Regions from separate parts of the Homo sapiens genome. Here region 1 is linked to region 2. A link is an interaction called in ENCODE POLR2A ChIA-PET data of the cell type or tissue named here. Cell type or tissue: PC-3. All regions are shown on one strand. Each heading gives the region's core, and the rest is flanking DNA. Links, peaks and the distances in the headings are about the cores only.

Evidence for each region. Peaks named below come from ENCODE experiments on the same cell type or tissue, not always from the same donor. Only the 100,000 strongest peaks of a DNase experiment are listed, where the experiment ranks them.
Region 1: POLR2A ChIA-PET joins it to region 2 with 8 read pairs; 1 of 35 experiments calls an interaction of 5 or more read pairs at or near these places.

The regions. Positions count from the first base shown.
Region 1 is chr5:21,819,027-21,830,217 of GRCh38, reverse strand. The region is part of intron 8 of CDH12 (cadherin 12); the gene reads left to right. LOC105374683 (a long non-coding RNA gene) reads right to left here and starts at 6,691. Exons shown (of 3, transcript XR_925846.3): 1 at 6,583-6,691; 2 at 6,259-6,307; 3 at 3,605-3,700. RefSeq lists an enhancer at 5,283-6,482. In PC-3, for the core only: no CTCF peak of the experiment used is centred there; a DNase peak (open chromatin) is centred at 6,437.
Region 2 is chr5:22,847,124-22,858,314 of GRCh38, reverse strand. It overlaps CDH12 (cadherin 12), which reads left to right and starts at 4,971. Exons shown (of 15, transcript NM_004061.5): 1 at 4,971-5,257. In PC-3, for the core only: no CTCF peak of the experiment used is centred there; no DNase peak of the experiment used is centred there; H3K27me3 peaks cover 402 bases.

The DNA of each region.
Region 1 (11,191 bases), core at 5,073-7,572, 1.0 Mb after region 2:
TTTTTTTTTTTTTTTTTTGAGAAGGAGTTTCACTGTTGTCACCCAGTCTGGAGTGTAATGGTGGGATCTTGACTCACTGCAACCTCCACCTCCTGGGTTTAAGTGATTCTCTTGCCTCAGCCTCCCAAGTAGCTGGGATTACAGGCACCCGCCAACATACCCAGATAATTTTTGTATTTTTAGTAGAGATGGGGTTTCACCATGTTGGCCAAGCTGGTCTTAAATTCCTGACCTCGGGTGATCCACCTGCCTCGGCCTCCCAAAGTGCTGGGATTACACGTGTGAGCCACCACACCAGGCCCAAAGAAACATTTCTAACAGACAAAAACATAGAAGTGATCAATGAGGTTTGGAGAATGGATATACTTAGCCAGATTAAAAAACACATAACTTTATTTAAGTCTTGGGTATAAGAAAACCCAGGTAGGAGAATGAAGTTATGAGGAGAACTTTAGACACACCCTCCTCAATCCTTTAATACATAGATTTCTGACAGCAGCGGCAATCTTTAGTCACAGATGTGAAAGCATCCTAAAGTCACCATTTATTTCACATGGTTTACATTTCTCTATTTCATATTTGCCTTGTTATTGGTCTTAGAAATTATATAGACAAGGAAATGAGACTTCTAAAGTAGTTTTTATGAAAGTTAACAAGAATCTAAGCAATACTAAAAACCATGAAAATGAAAGACTTGGTACATAAGAAATATATTTTGTTAACAAATAACAGACACAAGGGAATATATCATTTGATGAATAATGTTTCGTTCATTGCAAGTATAGAGGATGAAAAAATTATCATTTTCATTTTGCACTGCATAAAGAAGATACAATTTTAATTTCTCCTCTTTAAAAGCTAGTGTAAAAATAGGGAGTGGTTTTTGCTTTTGGTTTTTGGTTTTTGTTTTTTATTTTGAAATGGAATCTCTCTCTCTCACCCAGGCTAGAGTGTGGAGTGCAGTGGCACGATTTGGCTCGCTGCAGCCTCCGCCTCCTGGGTTCAAGCTATTCTCCTGCCTCAGCCTCCTGAGTCATTGAGATTACAGGTACGCACTACCACACCTGATTAATTTTTGTATTTTTAGTAGAGACAGGGCTTTGCCATGTTGGCCAGGCTGGCCTCAGACTCCTGACCTCAGCTGACTGCCTGCCTCGGCCTCCCAAAATGCTGGGATTACAGGCATGAGCCACTGCGCCCAGAGAGGTAGGGAGATTTTCAAGTTAATGCACATTTACACTACTTGGAGTAAAAACAATATATACCTAAATATTTAGACCATTGCAAAAAAAAAAAAAAAAAAAAAAAAGACATAGGATTTAAAGGGTTGTAAGCATACAAATGTGAAACAAATAAAATTGCAAAGACAAAAGGAAAAAAAAATCATCAAAATGTGGCTTTAGGTTGTCCCTGAAAGAATAATAGATTTTATACATAGAAATATGTAAAGTAGAAGACAAGTAAAACATTTTAGGTAAAAGCAACAAAACAGGGATGACACAGAAAATATTAAAAAAATAAAATGCGGGAAAAGACAGAAAATGTAAACCATTGTGTCCATATGTGATACACGAATATATGATGAATATTTACAAATCAAATTTGCAAATTGGTGAATGGGTTGTTATGAAAGAATTAGTTTTGTCTAAAAGAAAGCAAAATATACATGGGAAGAGACCATTACCAAATTTCATCTTTTTTAGACTACTCTCCTGTGTCTCAGAAGAAAACCAGTGAGAAGTCAAACTTGTGAGTAAATACATATCCCCAGCTAACTTAAAATTTTCAGTGTTTTTGGCCAGGCTCAGTGGCTCACGCCTGTAATCCCAGCACTTTGGGAGGCCGAGGCAGGTGGATCACTTGAGGTCAGGAGTTCAAGACTAGCCTGACCAATATGGTGAAACCCCGTCTTTACTAAAAATACAAAATTAGCTGGCCATGGTGGCATGCAACTGTAGCCCCGGCTACTTGGGAGGCTGAGACAGGAGAATTGCTTGAACCCGGAAGGTGGACGGTGCAGTGAGATGAGATCCTGTCACTGCACTCCAGCCTGGGCAACAGAGTGAGACTCCATCTCAAAAAAAAAAAAAAATTCATTGTTTTTCAAAGCTTATTTTGTAAGGTGTTAAATTTATTTATAATTTATGAAAAAACTTTTAGTGTTGCTTGTGGCATATTTTTGTAAAGTTATTAGGCAGTATCACTGAGAATTTTCCATTTACCATATATTGTTAAATGGATCAGAAATTACCTAGATAAAGACAACATAAACAAAGGTTTAAATATTCAATGGAGGTTTTAAGAGAATATTAAATGTACTTCATGAAATATATAACAATGAAAAATTATTGATGCACTTGAAATGTTGTGAACTCTTGCCAAAATTGCCGTCATGTTTATTATTGTGTAACAAGAATAGTGATTATATAAATCACTTATGTTAAAAATACATACTTTGGAGAATCAGAAACCCCAATTTTTCTGAAAATCATTAAGTAATATAAGTTGGTTTTGTACCATAGCCTATTTGGAATTGGGTTGGTTGGAATTTCTGATGCATTTGCTTTAAAAAATAATGTTACAATGGACAATTAGTTTTGCAGATAGGCATTTATTAAACATAATAAGTAGTAGAACTATAGTATTAAACGTAATAATTCGTACTTTAATGTTGTGAGCTTTGTAAGAAGAAAGGAAGAATTGGAAAAACAGAAAGAGATGTAATAAGTTTTCTTTTCTTTCTTGGGTGCAGTAGCAGAATTATTTTATGTTTAGTGCCCTATCCTCTTCTAGAACCTTGTCACATCTCCTAATGACCTTTTTTTTAAAGGTTTTCATGGAGTTTTCTCTCCAATCACTGAAAAGGGAAACTTTCCTCAAGTGTGCCCAATCCACTCAATACTTAGTAAATTGAAATTTGCATCACTCAGTCTAGCTAAAATTAAGAATTTTGAATTTTCTGAATTTTAAAAGATCTTATGGATCAACCAAATATTGTATCTATTTGGTTGACTTTCAGGCAGCACAACCAAGTCAACAGAAGTGGGCAGACAAAATGAGGAACTATGTTTTCAATCAGAGATACTACTTGCTTGACTCACCTCATGGCCATTAGCCCCCAGCTTGCTCATTTGTAGACTGATAGTAGGTTCTACCAGATCAGCAGAACCAATTGTGCCTTTTTCTTCTCAACTGTGTGTTCAAGACATCACGATAGTAGCTTGATATAGGTCATGGTGGGAGCTCTTACACCACAGCAATGAACAGACCCTGAACATTAGGGCTCATACCTGTTTTTTCTCCCTATCCCAATATAGTTCTAAAATATTTACCAGGATATAACTGACTGGAAGTTACAGTAATAGCAGGTATCTCATAGTCTTGATGTGAAGATAAAATTAGTTAATAATGGAAACGTGCTTAGAAAAGTGCCTGGAAAATAGAAAGCACTATATAAGTGGTTGCTGTTACTAAGTGTCTATTCCTCTTAAAGAATAATTTCTATTTAAAAATTTATTCGTTTCCTTCATGTTGACACACATGGATTTTCTAAAAGGGTAATTTCCCCGCTACATGAAAGAAGACAATGAGTTTTTACCTAGGAGTGATGGAAATGACCTCTCTATCCTTGCTGTGCAGAATGGAAAGACACCTCAGGCCAGGGGTAGAGAATAATGTCAGAAGACCAGTTAGCAGGCATCTGCAGTAACAGAAAAGAAGTATGAGTCTGTGATGGTGGTGACCAGGGCCATTGTGAAAAATGGTAGCGTGTCAACAGATTTGAGTGATTTTAGGAGGTAAAATAATCAATAATAGCAGTGGATTTGCTACTAAGAAGCAGATTCTAGTTCATGGAACTGGAGAGGTGGAAATACTACTTGCTGAGAGAGTGACTAGTAGGAGAATCTTCATCTAGGCATGGCAAGTCTATGATCTCATGTTTGAATATGTCAAAACTGAGACACCTTGGAGATATCCAAGTAATGTTTTGGAATAAGATGATATTTTGCCAAGTATAGTAGGAAAACTCAAAAGCTGAATATAGGCTGGAGTTAAAATAAAAAGAATGTTTAGCATAATGATAGTAAATGAAGCAAAAGGGAGAGATGAAGTTACCTAGGAAAAGGAAAGACTGAATAAACATAGCCTGCAAAAATGGTTCTTGACCACGTTTGTAAAGTAGAACAGGAGGGAATTTAATAAATGCAGCTCTAAACTCAGAACAACTAAACAGAATCTCTTTGGATGGTCCCTGGGCTAAAGCATTTAAAAAACTGTTTAACTTTCCAGATGATACCAAAATGCAACCAAGTTTGAGAATCACTTATCCAGATCTTTTCTAAGAATTTCCACAAAGGAATCTGGCAAGGAGAGAGCTGCAAGGTGGGAGGAAACTATGATAGTAGAGTGCCAGAAAACCGTAATTGTAGAGTCTCAGAAGAGATGTGCTTCAGAAAACAGGGAATAGCCAAGAGTGTTGAACACTGCTAAGACATTGCCACTGGATTTTAGTGGCAAGGAAGTCACTATATCTCAGGGGAAACTTTACTACACAATGATGGGTTCAGTCAGCAGGGTAAGGCTGCTTGTGGAGTGGTTGTTAAGTAGGCATGGGTAACAGTGTTTCTCTTGGAAAAGTTCTGTTGGAAAGGGAAAAGAAAATGATGGGGGTAACTAGAATCAGATTTGGGACAAGGGAGAATTTTTGTTAAGATGCTCAAATATGAGCAGTTTGTGTCTCATCAAGAATAACTCTATTGAGAAGAAAGTATTGAGTGCAGAGAAAACAGATTCTTTAAAAATAGCAAAATGTGTACAAATTGTTGGAGTTTAAGAAGAAAAAGTGGAGATGAAGGACACTTCAATTGAAAGAATGCTTACAGCTATAACAAGAGGTTAATACTGAAGTATGCACTATAAAGCTAACATACAATAGATACTACATAGCAGAGTATGGTCTCAGATCAGAATTTACAATGGAAATATCAGGATGCTTTTAAGGCTCTTGTAGCTTTCAGTCATAGGAAGATATTTTGTTAGTTTTTTTTCTTTTTTTTTTTTTTTTGAGATAGAGTCTCACTCTGTCCCCCAGGCTGGTGTGCAGTGGCATGATCTCAGCTCACTGCAACATCTGCCTCCCTGGCTCAAGTGATTATCCTGCCTCAGCTCCCAAGTAACTGGGATTACGGGCACACACTACCACACCCGGCTAATTTTTTTATTTTTGGTAGAGATGGAGTTTCACCATGTTGGCCAGGCCGGTCTCGAACTCCTGAGCTCAGGTGATCGGCCCCTCTTGGCTTCCCAAAGTGCTGGGATTACAGACTTGAGCCACTGTGCCTGGGCAATATTTTGTTAGTCTTTTAAAGCATGTTTTGTAGAGTGTGAAGTAGAGGGAAAATTATGTGCAGAGGATTTCTTTGGAGAAAGCCATGTGTAGTCCCTGTCTACTAAAAGTGAGTGGTAGGATTGTCCTTCCTACTCCTCTCAAGTTTGGTGAATGGGGCCTTCCATTTAGCTAAGACAAACAATAAACTCTAATATATTTTCCCAGAAAATGGGGGAAATTCATGGAATGATATGCGTCTCATGCTGAGGAAAGTTAAAATCTCCTGAAAACAGCAGAGAAAGGAAAAGAGAACAAGGCTGTGTTTGGGAAACTAATTGTATGACAACAAAAGGAATGGCAAGAAATGAGTAAGCAGAAGGGAAAACCAACCCAACATTATGTTAAGTCCTGCCAAAGAGATTCTCCTTGAAGCGAGAATCTGCCTGTGGAGTGGGTCGCCTGAAATCTGGAGGCTGAGGTCATAGTCCATCAAAGCAGAGGCAATGCCATTGGTGTGGAGGCTGCTGCAAGAGAAACTTCCAAGAGCTGCCCCCAAGTGCACTGTGCAGCTCCAGAGAAGCAAAAACCACATCATCAAGTAAGAACAGTCCAGCCTCCTAACTTTGCTGCCTCCAATGGTGAGGTGAAAACACCCCAGGAAAGGAGATGATGAAAAAAAAATTAAAAATTTGGACAGAGAAAGGCTGCTAATCCATCCAGATCCCAACTCAATGTCCCATCTGCTGCTGGCTCTAATTGGCTTGGACGTGGGTGGGGTGGCCAAGGGGAGAAGTCTTAATTTTGCATATGGATTGATGTGCTAGTTAATATGATTTATTGGAAATGTCTAACTTCCAAATCTATGTTTTTAGAATTAAAGTGAACATAGGATTATTATTTAATAGTGAGAAGAAACATCATTTACTCACCATTGTCTTCATCCAAGAAAAGACAAAGCATACCCCGACAGAAGAAAGTCTAAAGGAAGAGTGAGAGACAAATAAAAAAAAAAGTTTGTATCATATCTTACATGTTATGATTATTCAAACTGTGAGTCACACTGATGTAGGATCCTTTGAAGGTTGGGGAAGCTGAGCAATCTCCTGTGCAACATCATTTTTTTTTCTTTTTCTGTGAACTACAAGGCAAGGTCACCAACTGAGAAAGGAAGTAGTAAAGGGAGTACTTAAGCAGATATTTAAGGACAGTAGATCAGTTCAAAATAGAAGTCACAGAGAATGGTAGTCAGTTACCTTTGCAAATCTGTGTGCTTTTTAAGCAATTTTGAAGGGGCATTCAAAGTTAATGATCATAATTTATAGTAATATCTAGTTGCTTCTCTATGGTTTTCCTCAGTAAACCATCCCTCCTCCTTTAGAAGGAAGATAATTATCATCATCAAGAGTTAGGGTTTGCCAAATTGCAGCAACAAAAGTACATGGCCAAGCTATATAGGCTATAGGTTAATATACTAGAGGTGCTTCTGACATTAGAGATGATAGGTCCCAGTGGGAGTTATTGAACAAACAAACTGGTAAGACAGGAAACTATGATCATATCACCTTTGTCATATGGTTACTTCTGTTTGGAATGTTTTCTATTAGCTGACCTCACAGAACCCAATGGTATTGTCTCAGCTCGGATTCTCAGTTTAAACATTGAATAGAATTGTGTAACTTTCCTTTAGAGCGCTGGTGTTTTTTTCTGCTATTTTACTTTTTTGTGTGATTGTTTAATTGACTTCTCTCCCACTAGACCATAAATGCCATCAAGAAAAACACTTGTCTTTTTGTTTATGTGTTTTTCCTTGTCATTCCATGAAGGAGACCACTAAAAACTGTAGTTGAATCAAATATCAATAATCTGAGATACCGGAAAATTAAGCAATTAATCTACTATGCAAAGATAATTTTTGAAAGACAATTTAATATCGAGCCTTAAATTTTTCTATTGCGTTTAGCTGCTCAGAACTAGAAAAAAGTTTACAGGAATAAATTTCTCATTGTTCAGAGACAAGAAATATTGCTATTGTTACAGAAAATTTATAAATCTTAATTCATTAATATGACGGATATTGTGTGCATGGCAATTCTTATTCATGTATATGGTTAGTTAAAATCGAGAATGGGCAAATATAACATCTCAAAAGCGAAGTAATTTAACCAATAAAGTGAAGCTCTAGTGCCAAATACTTGACACTTAAAAACTATGCCCATCCTAGCCTCATCCTGGGAATGAGCAGCAGTGGATGTTTCTGTTATTACTGAGAGATTCCATTCACTGTATGTTTAGTATGCTTGACTAAAATCCAGCTTGAACCCAGCTTTGTTATCAGGATAGTTCTTTCTTATGGACAACATTTCTATTACTTTAATTTGGGCATATTGAAAATACAGCCTCAGGCTTTTAAGGAAATAGAGGGCATAAAATGTTCTTCCACCACCAAAACATTTTTTTTCTTCCTGAATCCTCCAATTTTAAAGATATGGGAAAATATTTTAATTAAAATTAAAACGACTTTTTAGAACTCTTTTAAGATCTGTCTTTCTTTCATCTCCACACCTCTATAGACAGTTTCCTATTGGCTATTGCCATTCTGATAGGAAAAATTATAATACATATAGACTATACAAATATTATATACAAATATTATAATATACAAATATTATAAAAGTTAACTAGTAATAAATAATACTGAATGAGTTTCATGCACTTTTGTATAAGTGACTTTCAAAAACAAATCTATAAAGTAGATATTGTTATACTAATTTTACAGATCAGGAAAAGAGAGATATTTTAAACGATCAGGAAAAGAGGGATGTTTAAAATATTTTGCCCAGGGTCACAGAGCTACAGGTACACAATTTCTATAAAGTTTCTTTTTACTCACACAATATGTTGTTTACTTGTATTTCCTTTTCGTGTTGTTTAAGTAAGGTGAAATAATTTTGTGTGATACATATTTAAGAAATTTAAAAAAATAAAATATTGATACAACAAAATTTTATTTCTAAGCCATTAGAAGGTAAATCACTCACACACACAAAAAGTATGCAGGATCATTTGAACAATCTAATGTTTGAATTCAATTACTGAATCAATAGTTCAGTGCTATATTTATTTTTTGAAGTTTAAATTGAAATGTAATATTTCAAATCATAGTCTATTTAGTTGGAATCAAGTGTATGTTTTTGAGTTTTTAAAAATGTTTAACATTTTCATCAATTTGAAATAATTTGTTCTTAAGCCCTCCAATATTTCTAGTGTTCTTGTATTATTAAATATGAATTATATTCACATTAGTTACTTGTATTTAGGTAACTTATTTGCAGTTAAACATTGACTTCCTTTTTTTTAAGTAACTTTAGAATTATTGTTACATAAAGATAAAATAAAATGTATTTCAAAAGTGAGTTTGTAATGGATTATTTTATCTTCTTTTTAACTTGCTATTGGTGTCATTGAATGTTGTGGTATTTTTAAAGTCATTCATTCACTTAATATATTTGTTCAGGTCCTATAATCTTTATTTTTAAGTAAAGATCTTCATTTATATTTTGTCAAGTAAATATATTTATTTTGGTGTTTTCATCAGTATCTGGAAATTTCCTGCAATAAACAAAAAAAGGAAGGTAAATATATTTTACATCCTTTTTTTTTAAAGTAGCAATGCATGTCCCCTACCTGTCCCCACTCTCCCCGCCCGACACACAGTTTAAGTCCTAATCAGTATCTTTTCAAATGACATAGTTACTGAGAGGATACTTAGCTTATAACTACCTGATTTTTTTCTACTCTTGGAACTAACAGGGAATATTATATTTAAGAATATGATCATTATAATTAGTTCACTGCATGCAATTTCCTCCTTTTCTATGGGAAAATGAAGATTTTGGCTAAGCACAATAGGTATATTTGATGAATTGTAAATATATATTTTTATTGACTGTGGACAATCTCTTGTCACCTGTTTTATTTCTCAATTTGTGTGGTACAGGTAGTGCCATTAAGATGTTTCATATGCATCAAAAGTAGGACGCCTGGAAGACGGTGGCGGTGTAATTACACAGTACATCATGAACAATCCAACTTTGGCATAGCTGAAGATTACTTCACAGTTTTGAATTAATCTGAATGACCTCAGCTTTATTGCTGTTGAGATTCCAGACATGATAAAATGTCAAGTCATTGGAAATAAACCGACAGAACCTAAACAATCTGACATGACAAATGCATAGTTTCTCTGACTTGTTCCATATTCTGCAGACTTTATTACCAGCTGTAATATTTTATTAAGAAACACTTATCTTAATGAACGTGTCTTCCACCTTACTAAAATGTATGTCTGCTGTGTAAAGAGTAGAAAATCTATTGCTCTGTATATTTGCATTTCACATGCACTAAAACTTAACACACACAAAAAGTAATCATTGCTTTACTTTTATCTTAATTTTGAAGGGGTGCATGTTAGTGGAATGCTAGTAAATCAATCATTATTGGACAATGCTATTATTTCAATTTATCACAATTTTTCAATGCCATTAGATAAAAATGGAATTTGTTGGCACTCTCTATGCTGACAACTTAAAACAAAACACCCTATTTAACTTAAATTGATAGAATACTACAAAGAATAGCTTTCTTTACATTTATTGTGACTAGCCCCATAAAATGTTCTTTTATAGAACATAAAGTTCGTATCTCAGCATATTATTGTCTTGGAAAGGGGGCTCTTTCATCTGCAGTTTGAATTATCTGATGCCCTTTGGATTACCTTTCAATGCTTTAATTTTTTTTCCCCCATATTGGAGGATCTCAACTCTGGCTAAACTCTTCACCTTCACTAACCATAATCCATTAGAGAGGACTCCAGGCTCTATCATTTTCATCGATGTGTAATTTCCTTTACTTTTGCTTTTAACCATCCAAATGTAAATGTAAAGCTAACTCATAAACCTAATATGTAACTTCAACTGGCTCTCATTGAATGGATTGGATGGAATAAACAGAAATGTCCCCAGCTCTTTAAGTGAGATGCACATGTGTTCCTAAATTTCTCATACTACTCCGCTCCTTATGACTCTCACTGTTTCACCCTTACCACTCCCACTGCTGGCCACATTTGAAGTTTGAAATCCACTATACTTGACGGCTCTCTGTCTCTCTGAACACTTGTTCAGTTATTTCCTTGATAATGTTTACCCCTAAGTTTCCTACTAAATGTCCTAATCAAGAAGGATTTCTAGTACACTATTCAACATCGACTTCCATTTCTCTCTTTTATTAGAAAAAAAATTTAGACTTTTTCTAACACTCATTTATGAGCCACGAGTTTGGACTATGACCAATCGTACCGTGAATTCAAAGCTTTTGATGTTCCTCAGATACTTCATCACAGTCACACAACAAGAGGCAAAAGATACAAACACAGTTTCTGATAAATCGTATTTCCATTTAACGGGCATTTTAGAAGAAAAAAAGGAAAATGAAAAATTACACGTTCTGTGCCTTGTCCTTTTTCTTTGGAATTTGTCCTTAAGTTTAGTACAACTGTAATAACTTTGTCACATGCTTTCTTGCCTCATTAAACAGAAGTTCAGGGACCCTTATATTTCCTAATATCTCAGGAGTGCCTCACTAGGATCATGGTTTAATTTATCTATTAAGAAATATTTATGATCTAAAGAAAGTAGTTCCAAAAGCCATGATAGATTCTGCTTATGTAATTAAGGCTATTTGAAATCAGATAGATTCCTCCTGAATATCTGGCTTTATCCTTCTGGTAGAAAATAGGAATGCAATGTAACCCATTCTTTTGTTTTTCTTCTTTGATTTGATTGCCTCAAATTCAATCACTGCTTT
Region 2 (11,191 bases), core at 5,828-8,327:
CAGGGGAAAATGGTATTTTTTAGTAATCAAAATATTTTGCACCATTGAAATCAATAACTCTATTCTGCTATATCATATGACAGTAAAGAAATATGAAAGACAAGCATTAGAGGTTAATGAGGACAAAACAGAGTTTAGCTGCCATAACCCAGATCCTGACTCCACTGGTACCATGTGACCATCAAATGTTATTCTTATTTGTAAACTAGATAAAATAATAGTAGCAGCTTGACATGTGGTATAAAACTATAAGTAAAATATTTAATAGGATGCCTGATGCCTAGTCAGTGCTCAGTAAACTAATCTATTTATTATTAGTCATGGATATCATAGTATTTTACTATCACTGCTGCTAGATAACTAGCCCAATCTCTATTTTCTGCTATGTGCTGGGGCAGAAGTTTCTATTCAATAGTTCATGAATCATCAACTCATCCCAGTCTATCTGGATATCACTTCTTAATCTGAATCCAAATGCCAAAATACTCAACATCACAGTTCTGTGAACCTATCGTCTCTGTCCTTCTGTCCCTTTTTTTTTCTTTTTCTTTTCTTTTTTTTTTTTCCTTTGAGACAGAGTCTCGTCAGACTCCCAGGCTAGAGTGAAACAGTGCGGTCTTGGTTCACTGCAACCTCCCACTCCCTCGTTCAAGCGATTCCTGTGCCTCATCCTCCCAAATAGCTGGGATTACAAGCACATGCCACCACACCCAGCTAGTTTTTGTATTTTTGGTAGAGATGGAGTTTTGCCATGTTGGCCAGGCTGGTCACGAACTCCTGGCCTCAAGTGACGCACCCACTTAGGCCTCCGAAAGTGCTGGGATTACAGGCATGAGCCACTGCACCTGGCCCTGGCCCTTGTTATTGACATAAATATTATCCTATGCTATCAGATGACAGCTTACATTTTCATAAACCCTCTGATTTCAGTTGCAGCTGGAGGGTTAGATTCACATGGCTGTGATTCACTATTTTGCTGATGGTGAATTTCTCAAGTGAGCATGGCTTGTCTTTGCCTTCTGCCCTCAGACTCTTTCTACACGAAAGGGGGAGATGATAGGAGTCAGTGTGCCTACATATGTATATATATTTCAAAAGAGGGCACAGTTACGTCCCTGAGGGGAGCCTTAGGCTGACAAGGGAAGGAGTTTTCTGTTTTTTTTGCTTGGGAAATTCTGAGGGATATTCTATATACCTCTCCAGAAATCCGAGTGTAATTAAGCTGTGTTACCCACGGTGGCCACCTCAATGAAGCCCCTTTACACTTGCTCTGAAGATAATCTGACACATAAACTATATGCACGTGGGTCTTTCATTCATCCTCTGCTTCAATGGGAATACAAGCAAGATCAACAATGTTCAGGATCTAAAAACACTGAACACTGAATATTTCTTTTCCCTACAATATATATCTGTAATTAAATACATGTCAGTGATTCTGATGCAATTTCTTGCTTTTGTTTATTTTTTTCTCTTTGAAATCATTTCAGTTGAATGTGCACAACATATGAAATGGCAAAACACATATAAAGAAAATGTGTTCTTTTCCCTAGACATGCAGACCACCTGGTAGGCAACTTCATCTCTTTGTTGTTTTGGGGTCAGAAGAGAATGTCGTAGATTGTATTACTCTTCAAAATTATCATCACTGGCCTCTGTGTGGCTCTCTAGAAAGGTTATATATCTCTGTCATATTGACCTCTGGCTTAGCAATGTGTCTGTGATTTTCTTTAGTCAAGGATATATACACAGAAGTGGGGTTAGTCACTTCAGAGCAAAAGTTACTGTTTTAGTTGTCTGAATGAAAATTCCCTTGTTTTTATATCTTCTTTCCCTCCCCTTTGAGGATACAGGAAATGTCCCATCAGTCTGGTTGGGTCTGGCAGTAAAAAAGCTGTGAAACAAATCTTCACAATTGTTTGTATATAATTGTATAAAATTGTGTATAGTTAACCAATAATAAAATGTAGAGGAGACAGAGATACCCATTAAGAGACTGTTACAAAAGTCTTGGAAGTAAAAGTTCAATCAATGCAATCCAACAGCTATGACAATGATAATGGTGGATAAAGAAAATGATAAAATGATGCTTTTAACTAGTATTTAGGAAGTACAACTGATGGAACTTGACTCACTGGATGTAAGTATAAGGGTAACGATACTTGAATAGTGGCTCATATTACATCATGTTTTAATTTTTCACGGCCTTGTGATGAATTTTCTTTTGTTTATTGCCCTTTGATCTCTTCCTCGCCAACAGAGTAATCTTATAGCATAATTTTGATGATGTCATACCTTTTCTAAACAGCCTTTATGGCTTCCATTGCTAATAAATTAAGTCTGATGTCCTTAGCCTTAATTATTTGTCCTAATGTTTTAATATCCATTTTTATCTTTCCAGTCTTTATTTTCTTAAACAAATTCTATTGATTTATTTTATTTTCCGAAAAGTAATTTTTGAGTTTCCAGGCAAATGCCTTGTCCCAGTCATTACATTACAAAACAAGCTTTAATGCTTGTTTTCCTACCTCTGCTTACATTAATTGTAACTTGTTTTAGTCAGGAGAGATTAGATACTACTAGTCTAGTAACAAAAAAATCCCCAAATCTCAGTGGTGTAGAAATAAAAGCTATTTTATCCTTCCATGCTACATGTCCATCTAGGGACAAATAAGACTCCAATGTTCTCTTCTTTCAACAACCCATGCTGATAGAGTGCGCACAAATTTATATTTGTTCTTCAATATTCTGTTTGGAAATGGCAATATTCTTTTCCATTCATGTTTCATACTAAGATGCCAAGACTGGGGAGAAGTGCATCCCTCCTACAGGGAGAGCAGCAAAAATCTGCAAAACACACACACCAATGTAATTTATTACATGATCATTTTCAATCTCTTTCAAATCTCAATGATTTCATTAATTTGATCTTCTCCACTCCACCTTCAGATGCTCTTTTTTCTTCAACTTTTGCCGTTTGTACTAATAATATTGCACATCTTACAATGCGCTAGGAGGGGTCAAAACATTTATTTTTTAAATGACAGATAGTAAACATTTTAGGATTCATATTGTAAGTCTCTGTGGCTACTACTTGACTCTGCCATTGTAATGCGAAAGCGGTCATGGACAATACATAAAGAAATCGGCACCACTGGGTTTCAATAAGTCTTTATTTACAAAAGCAGGTGGCTGGTCTTCTGTTGTAATTTGTAGACCCCTTAGCTAGAGCAATGACTGTCCAACCTGAATGTGCATTGGAAGCATCTGGAGGGATATTAAAACATAGATCGCAGTGTCCCATTCTCTTAAAGTTTCTGATTTGATAGGCTTGGGGAAGGGCTTGAGAACTTGTCTTTTCAACAAGTTCCAGGTGATGTTTTTGCTATTGGTCTGGGGACCACACATTGAGAACTCTCGACCTGTAGTACAAAGACAATGTTCTGTAGTCAATGACCTATTATTTGTGATCAAAAAAGGAATTTAAATAAATGAAAAATATACTATACAATTGAGGGAAAAGCAATGTTTATGATTCATTTTTTCATCAGCATATTCTTTTCTTCACAAAATCCAAGTGACCAAACTTAGCCAGAGACTGCCCTGAATGAAATATTTATTGGCTACATAAATGAGTTACAATAAAGTTAGCATTCACCTTGTTATAGTGACACAGCATACAGTGTGTAAATATTACATTTTTCCGTGCCTCCCTTCACGTGATAGACAGGTCACGAAATTGTTTTGTTTGTAAAGTCTCCCCAAGCCATTTCAATTTGTCACGATACACAAAGCTTGGCTACACCACCTACATCAACACATTTGTATTCAGTGAAACAAAAAGATTTCAGACAGTCCCAATAATTTTATTCTTTTTCAACACTAGCATTGAAAAGACATTGTTATTTGTGTACAGTCCTCCTGTAGGGAGACATATTTTTAAAACTGTATTGAGACTCTGTACTCTTGAGATTTTTTATAGAACAAAATTAAATGATTATCTGAAATATTGTGGCATTCTTGATGTCTGAATAATAAAATGACTTAGAGTCTTAGAAAATACACGATTCTTGGTGAATATATTTAAGCAAATGTTTATTCAATAGTTAGCACTTTAATAGTGAAACACAAAGAAAGATAATCATGGTTAAAGAATGCAAAGTTGTTTTGTGGCTTTTGGAGGAATAGGTTTTCAACAATAACACTTTTCATTGTAATATTTTATTGCCATTATAATATTCTATAAAGTTTTAGGTAATTATTAATAAATTCTCTCATATAAAGAGAAATTAACATTAATTTTTAAAATCTTACAATATTTAAACATGACAAAATTAAAACAGACCAGACTAATGTATATAGTCTTAGCAATCTTGAGTTCTTCATAGACTCTGAACCAAGTTAAATCAGCCTAGAAACAAGTAAGTGAATTAGGAGAAATTGCTTGAGCATGGTTATTGTCACCAATAAGCATCTGATTCTCGTTTAGACAATTAAACATTGAGACAGCTTCCAGGTAAACGTAATTAATTGTCTTGATTCACAAAAAAGACTCAAGCGACTTAGTGGAGGAAAGACTAATAGAACCCAAGATTTTTTCCTCCCAGGTGACAGTTCTCTGATATGCAATAGATCTCAAGCATTTAAAAAGCAAAGCTTCGGGTGCTAACCCAGGTGCTATCACTTTCTCAGCGCCTAATCTTCACCCGCTGCTAGGCTCGTTTAATGAGTCTTCTGAGAGCTAAGGAGTCCTCGGATTCATTCAAAGCATTCTACAATGAACGCTAGGGGGGAAAAAGAACAAACAAAATACATTTCAAATATAGGATTCAATTACTTTTCACTACTCAATGATGTGTCAAAGGCACGCTGTGTTTTGTTTTGAGGGCGGGGAGATGACAGGAGGGAATCCTGGGCCCCCATTGGCTCGCCGCTCGCCGCTGCAGTTGAGCTCCAGCCGCTCCGAGAGCATTATTGATCTGAAGGGTAAATGTGGAGGGAGCCACAGAGAGGGGTCCAGGCTTTTCTGAGAAGAGAGGCAGCCTCTTCCAGGAAGAAAGTGGTGTCTACTGGCTGCCCGGCCTGGAGAACCTTCTTTGAATGAAAACGGACAAAATGCAAAGCAGTGTGTTGGCACAGTGATTTGGAAAGGGGAAACAGAAGAGAAGGGTCTCACCTTCCGCGCAAGGCTGAGCTGTTGGCACCCTGCTGCGGCCGTCGGTGCTGCTGCTCCTGCAGCTGCCTTTTCTGCCATCAGGTAAGGCTTCCGTTTTTGATTGGGATTGCACCGCGTGTGTGTGATCGCTTCAGGGTGCATGCACAGAAATTCATACATGATTAATAAAGTGATGCCTAGCGTAGTGAGAAGCTGAACGAAGCTGCACACAGATCTGGCAGCTGAATTAGGAGCTTGTGCGTGGTTTTGCTTTGGGAAACTTCGGTAAGTTCTAAACAAGTCTCTGGTCCTCAGACCGTGAGAGGTTACGTGAAAAGAGGAAGGAAAGAAATGTTTTAACCTCAAATGCATCTTAGCATGGCTAAATTTTCAAATGAAAATAAGTAGGTGTGCTAGATGTCCAACTAGTTATTTTATAAATGGCTTTATAGATATCTGATTTTTACAACAAAATAATGAATGCTTTATTTTCAAAGAGCTTCCAGAGATGCCGACCCCCCTCACTCATTTCTCCACTGACGCTGAAATTTATGAACTTCATTCTTCATTTGAAAAATACCACTGTAAAACCATTTAAATGTTTTAATGGCCTGCCTCTCATGGTACAGCCATTTGAGTTTCCTACCACAAAACTAATCTGGGACAAATGAAAGAGATAGATTACCAGATCTGCTGTGGGTTATATAATATGCATTTCCAAATTATTTTAAGGTTATTGATCATTTGGTGATACATTTAACAAGGAGGAAATATGTGTGATATAGGACATAATGGCAAATCATTTTTCAAAAAAGACCTTCAGCATTTTATAAGTATTTTCTTATGTTTTTAACATCATTATTTGTTTTTTGCTACATCGGGACCACAGTGTATTTAGAACCTCTGTACTTCAGAGTACCTGATATCTCTTATACACATTTCTCTGTACTCTCTGGAGAGGGAACTGACATACTTCTGGCTGATTCTGCGACCATTTCATGATTCTCAATTTCTCATCGAGTATTTTGAAGCTCATTCACAAACTGCTCAGCTAGAAAATTACCTTACATACTGAGGGGGAAAAATTCAAATAGAGTAGATTCTGAAAATGTGTTTACAGTTTTAAATTACACTATACATGACCAAAACAGGAAAAATGCAACCATGCCAAGCAGGTATTAGTTTGCTTGATCTTCACTGTATACCTGAGCAGTTGTAAGGTTATAAAATAATATCCAGACACACAGCTGTCAAGAAATACTGAACCTCATCATTCAGTGGCAGCGCCTCATCATTAAATTATCCTAGACAATTTAAAATATCATCTTATATATTTTTATTATTATGTCAACAGGAGAATTCAACCGAGTAAGTTTTTATTATAAATAATTCCATGATTCTAGCAGAATGTCTCTTCAGAATTGAAAGGCAGATGGTTACTTTGCCCAAACCATGAACAGGTGATTGACGAATTGTTTTGGAGTGGTTGAGTGGATAGCCACATGCAAAACAGGGGCTTCCCTTTAACTAATTTAACTGATACATCGAGTTATTCAGCAACAATATTTAGAAACTGTCTCTCCACCTTCTATGAAAACTACTGAAGTAAAAAGAGGTTTTCAATTAAGTTGAAAATCGAATTCTAGAACATAACATATTTTTCTCTTAATAACTCTTACTTCAGAGACCAGTTTCCAAGATTAGCCCTGGCATTGTTAATCCCCTTCCCCATTAAAAAAATGTTTTTGATTTTCTGTGTTGTTCAGTTAATCTCTGCTTGCTGTGTTCTTAACTTCTACTGTGGTGTGCCATTTCCAAGCAGTAGGGGGAAGTTTTTAAGCCACGAATGCTTTTTTATTTTCTACTCAAACTCACTCCTCTCACTGATCTGCTTAGTGATGTGATCATTTTAGATAATTCCTACAAAAAAGAGAAAGCTGCATTATTGTTGGGGGGAGGGGGAGGGAGTGTGAGTCATTTCTTCCACACACGGAATGATATGTATTAAGTTCTTACTACAGTACAAACAGTGTTTAGTTTATGGGGAAGAAAATTTCTCTTAATGCCTCATGTGACGTACTTACACCTCATATAACTCTGTCCTTTGAGGATGGAGCATAAAACTGATCTCCTTAAATTGAGCATCTTTTGAACCTGATATTTTGGCAGAGCCTATTTCATGTAACAGTCTGGGATATAGGTTGAAATCAATCCTTTATCATTATGAGATTAATAAGGATATATGTCACTCTTGCCTCTTAAAATGCATTGTGATGAACATCAAATCAGTCTTGCCATGATAGGAGGATTCATAGAGTGATGGCTGTCTTTAAAAGTGAGCCATGTTTTCATGTAAAAATATAAAATCTAAGGGCTTGGGTAATAAAATGACCTACTAGCAGACTCTGTTGTAAATTTCTTCCTACTTCCAAAGGGAAAGAGTGATTACAGATGTCTCATTTAAAGTAAGATATTATCCTGTTCATCTTCTAGCAAATTATTGCTGTTTTAAAAGTAATTATGTCAGAAATTATCATGTGATCATTACATCAATAGAGAACATTTTGCTTATAATCTAGTACCAATTGATATTCCTATTTGTGTTAAATTATAGGTGGAAAATATTTATCCTTCCTGTTTAACAAATATTGCATTTTATTTTTATGAATAGGCTTAAATAGTACCCAAAAATACATTTAATTGTTAAATAAATGAAAATGTATTATTTTTACTGGGAGCTTTTTATTTTGCTAATACTGAATAACTGAACAATTTAAACTCAGAGCTTTTAAAAGCCTTTTAACTTTCAGCTTTAAGACAGTTGCAGCTTTTTCCTGACTTACTATGCTAGGAGGGTAATATATCATAACCAAACTTTAAAAGGAAAATGTGTGTGTGTGAATGTGTACTATGCTGCCTGTATTGAATATCAATAGTAGTTACTCAAAGTTGTTTTTAAGCATCTCATCATAAGATGATTAATAAAATGGAGTAAATAACTTTTTTACAACATATTAAGTGAGAGTTATGACTGTTCTAAAATTACAGATGAACTCTACATAATGTTATTCTACGTTTTGTGAGATTATAGATAAATGCTTTGAATTCAATTATTCAATTACTCAATTATTAATTATCACTTCATTTAGTAAGCACCTGTTAAATTATTGAAAACAAGGCATATGTTTACCAGTCTTATAAATTTAGCTGTATTCAGATTTGTGTCTATCATGTTATAGCTGATGGTATTAAGGGATAAATTAAATCTTCATTATGCTTCAGGTATTTTTTTACAGTGGTTTTCTTTCATAACCCTTGCTCCATGAATATTTAATCCATTGCTCTACAGATGGATTTATATTACCTTGAATGTAAGATATGTGTTTCTTGAACAATGTAAAATTCTTCTTAAAATATATACATCTCATGCATATATCTGTGAAGGTTCTAGTGAGAAACAATGAGACTCCAATCTGTACACCGATACCCATTAGGGAAATACAGGACTTACGTATTATTCCTTAAATCTATGTGTTCAAATGGATATATGTTACTCTTGCCTCTTCAAATGTATTAAGTTTTTACTATGTGTTCAAATGGCTGAATGATGCATGCTTGGTTCCAAGTCCAAATACATAGTCAAACATTAGGACACAGGTAGTGTATTTAGACTTACCGGCAAAGCACGATGCTAAATACAAGTAAGGTTGAATATACCTTTAGTACACCATAAAATCAATAGGTTCTATAATTCCAATTTCCTGGAAAATTATTATAACATACAAAAAAAATCCCCCATGTACAAAGATGAGAGTCCTGATGCACCGTCTACATGATGATGTGGAAAGTTCAAAACTTGAGTCAGACAATTGTTTGAAACCATAGTTTAAGGATTATTACATGAGCAATTTGGGAAAAGTTATTTAACTTTTTGAACTTTGAGTTATTCTGTTAATTTAATTTGAATTACCCCACAGATAACACTTATCATGGTCAGGTCTTTCTCCTTTTAACCTTCCTCATCTCTAAGCTAGATTTGTAGAGGATAACTACAGCCACAGCTGGAACATGGGGTTGGAAGAAAATATGTAATGTCCAGGGTTTGTTATGTGTTGAATTTTGTCACGTTGGGGTAAAAGGGGTTCCCAAGTGACTTGTCTAAAAAAAAAACATTTTTTGATGAAATGTGAGTCCTCACTCTGAAGAAGCACAATATATCCTAAACTTTATATGATATGATGAGAAAAAAAAATCCACACTTACGTACAGCATAAAAAAAGTACAATACAGAAAATAAAGATTTCCAAAATGGGGAAGAAAGACAGATTATCTACAAAATATAACAATTAGACTGAATCAGTATTCTCAGTGACAGCAAGGAGAGCCAAGAAATGTGTACCCATAATTCCATTATAACTCAAATAAAATAATTGCCAAGCTAGAGTTACACACTGAAGAAATTCTCTTTGAAAAGTAGAGACATTTTCAAACAAACAAAATCACCAGCATCCCTCCCTGATAAACTAACTAACCAATGTGCTTCAAGAAGGAAAATGATCCCAGACAGAAGATCTGAGATCCAAGAAGGACTGGGAAGCAAAGAAAATGGAGACCATGGGGGTGTGGGTAACAAACTTTGATCGTGTATGAACAATAATATTACAAATTTATGGTGTTACATAATTGAACTAAAATACTGGACAAGAATAACAAAATTGGGGGATAAAGTCTTGCAAGATGGTTACACTGTTTGAAGGAAAGAATAGGCTATTAATCTGGCACCACATTAGGTAAGTTAAAATGTAATCACTAAAAAGCAGCAATAGTATCAGTAATTGATTGATTAAGTAGATAAAACAATCACTTGAAGGTTAAAAAAAGAATGCTTTCAATGGACAGACATGGATATTCCTGGAATTTGAAAAATTAGTAAGTTTACATTGTGATGAAAGTTTTGCCATCATATTTCAAAAGGTTAACATGTCAAATAAAGAGACAACAGGAGGTAACCAGAGAGTTAGTACATAATGAAGGGAAATTTGTAGTATTTTGTTTTATAGAGACTTGAACACATGAATAGATAAAATAGAAAACATTAAAAAGAGACTGATCACCAGGCATGGTGGTGCACACCTTTCATCCCAGCTACTCAGGAGGCTGAGGCAGGAGAATCACTTGAACCCAGGAGGCGGAGGTTGCAGTGAGCCGAGATCGCACCATTGCTCTCCAGCCTGGGCGACAGAGTGAGACTCGGTCTCACAAGAAAAAAAAGAAAGAAAGAAAAAAAAAGAATAAAAGAAAGAGGCTGATCATACAGTAAAAGGGAATTAAATGATGGATTAAAGTTTTAGTGAACATGAAAGTTTATAATATCTGGAGGATAGATGAGGGATACAATTAGAAAATGTCATTAATTTTAATAATGCCAGTGATATACTATTTTTTTAAAAATCATATAATTTTATCTGGCACTTCAATGTTTATTCAAAAAAGGATTATTAGGAAATAACCAAAACGTGATGCTAATTAAACGATCAAAAATAATACTTTTAAATGTAATGGAAAGAGCTTCAAATGCTCAGTAAATGTTGAAAACCAGAGGAAATTAACATTAATAGTTTCCATTCTACAGTGAAAATATATTTTGGGGTGCTATCATCAGCACTAAATGAAATGATGTATTTAAGACGATTTCTGAGTAAAGAATGTAGGAATGATTGAAGTAACAGCAGATAACAATATACCCAAATGAAGTGTCTTCCTGCAACTTTCTGAGTCAATATTTCCATGAGGGGTTGCCATTATTTTAAGGGATGTGATTGCAGGCAGGTTTTAAAGCAAGATTTTACTGAAACTCTACACTTTCCTAATTACTAGGAAATGATAGTGACTGAAAAGTGCAAAACAAGCTCTTGGCAAGGCTTTAAGTTATATGTTTACTTAGGTAAGAATAGAAAACCTCAAATAAATTTCTCAAGTAAAAGAGTGTCTTATAGTGAGAAATCTAGTTATATTAATAACTATCCAGGATTTGTG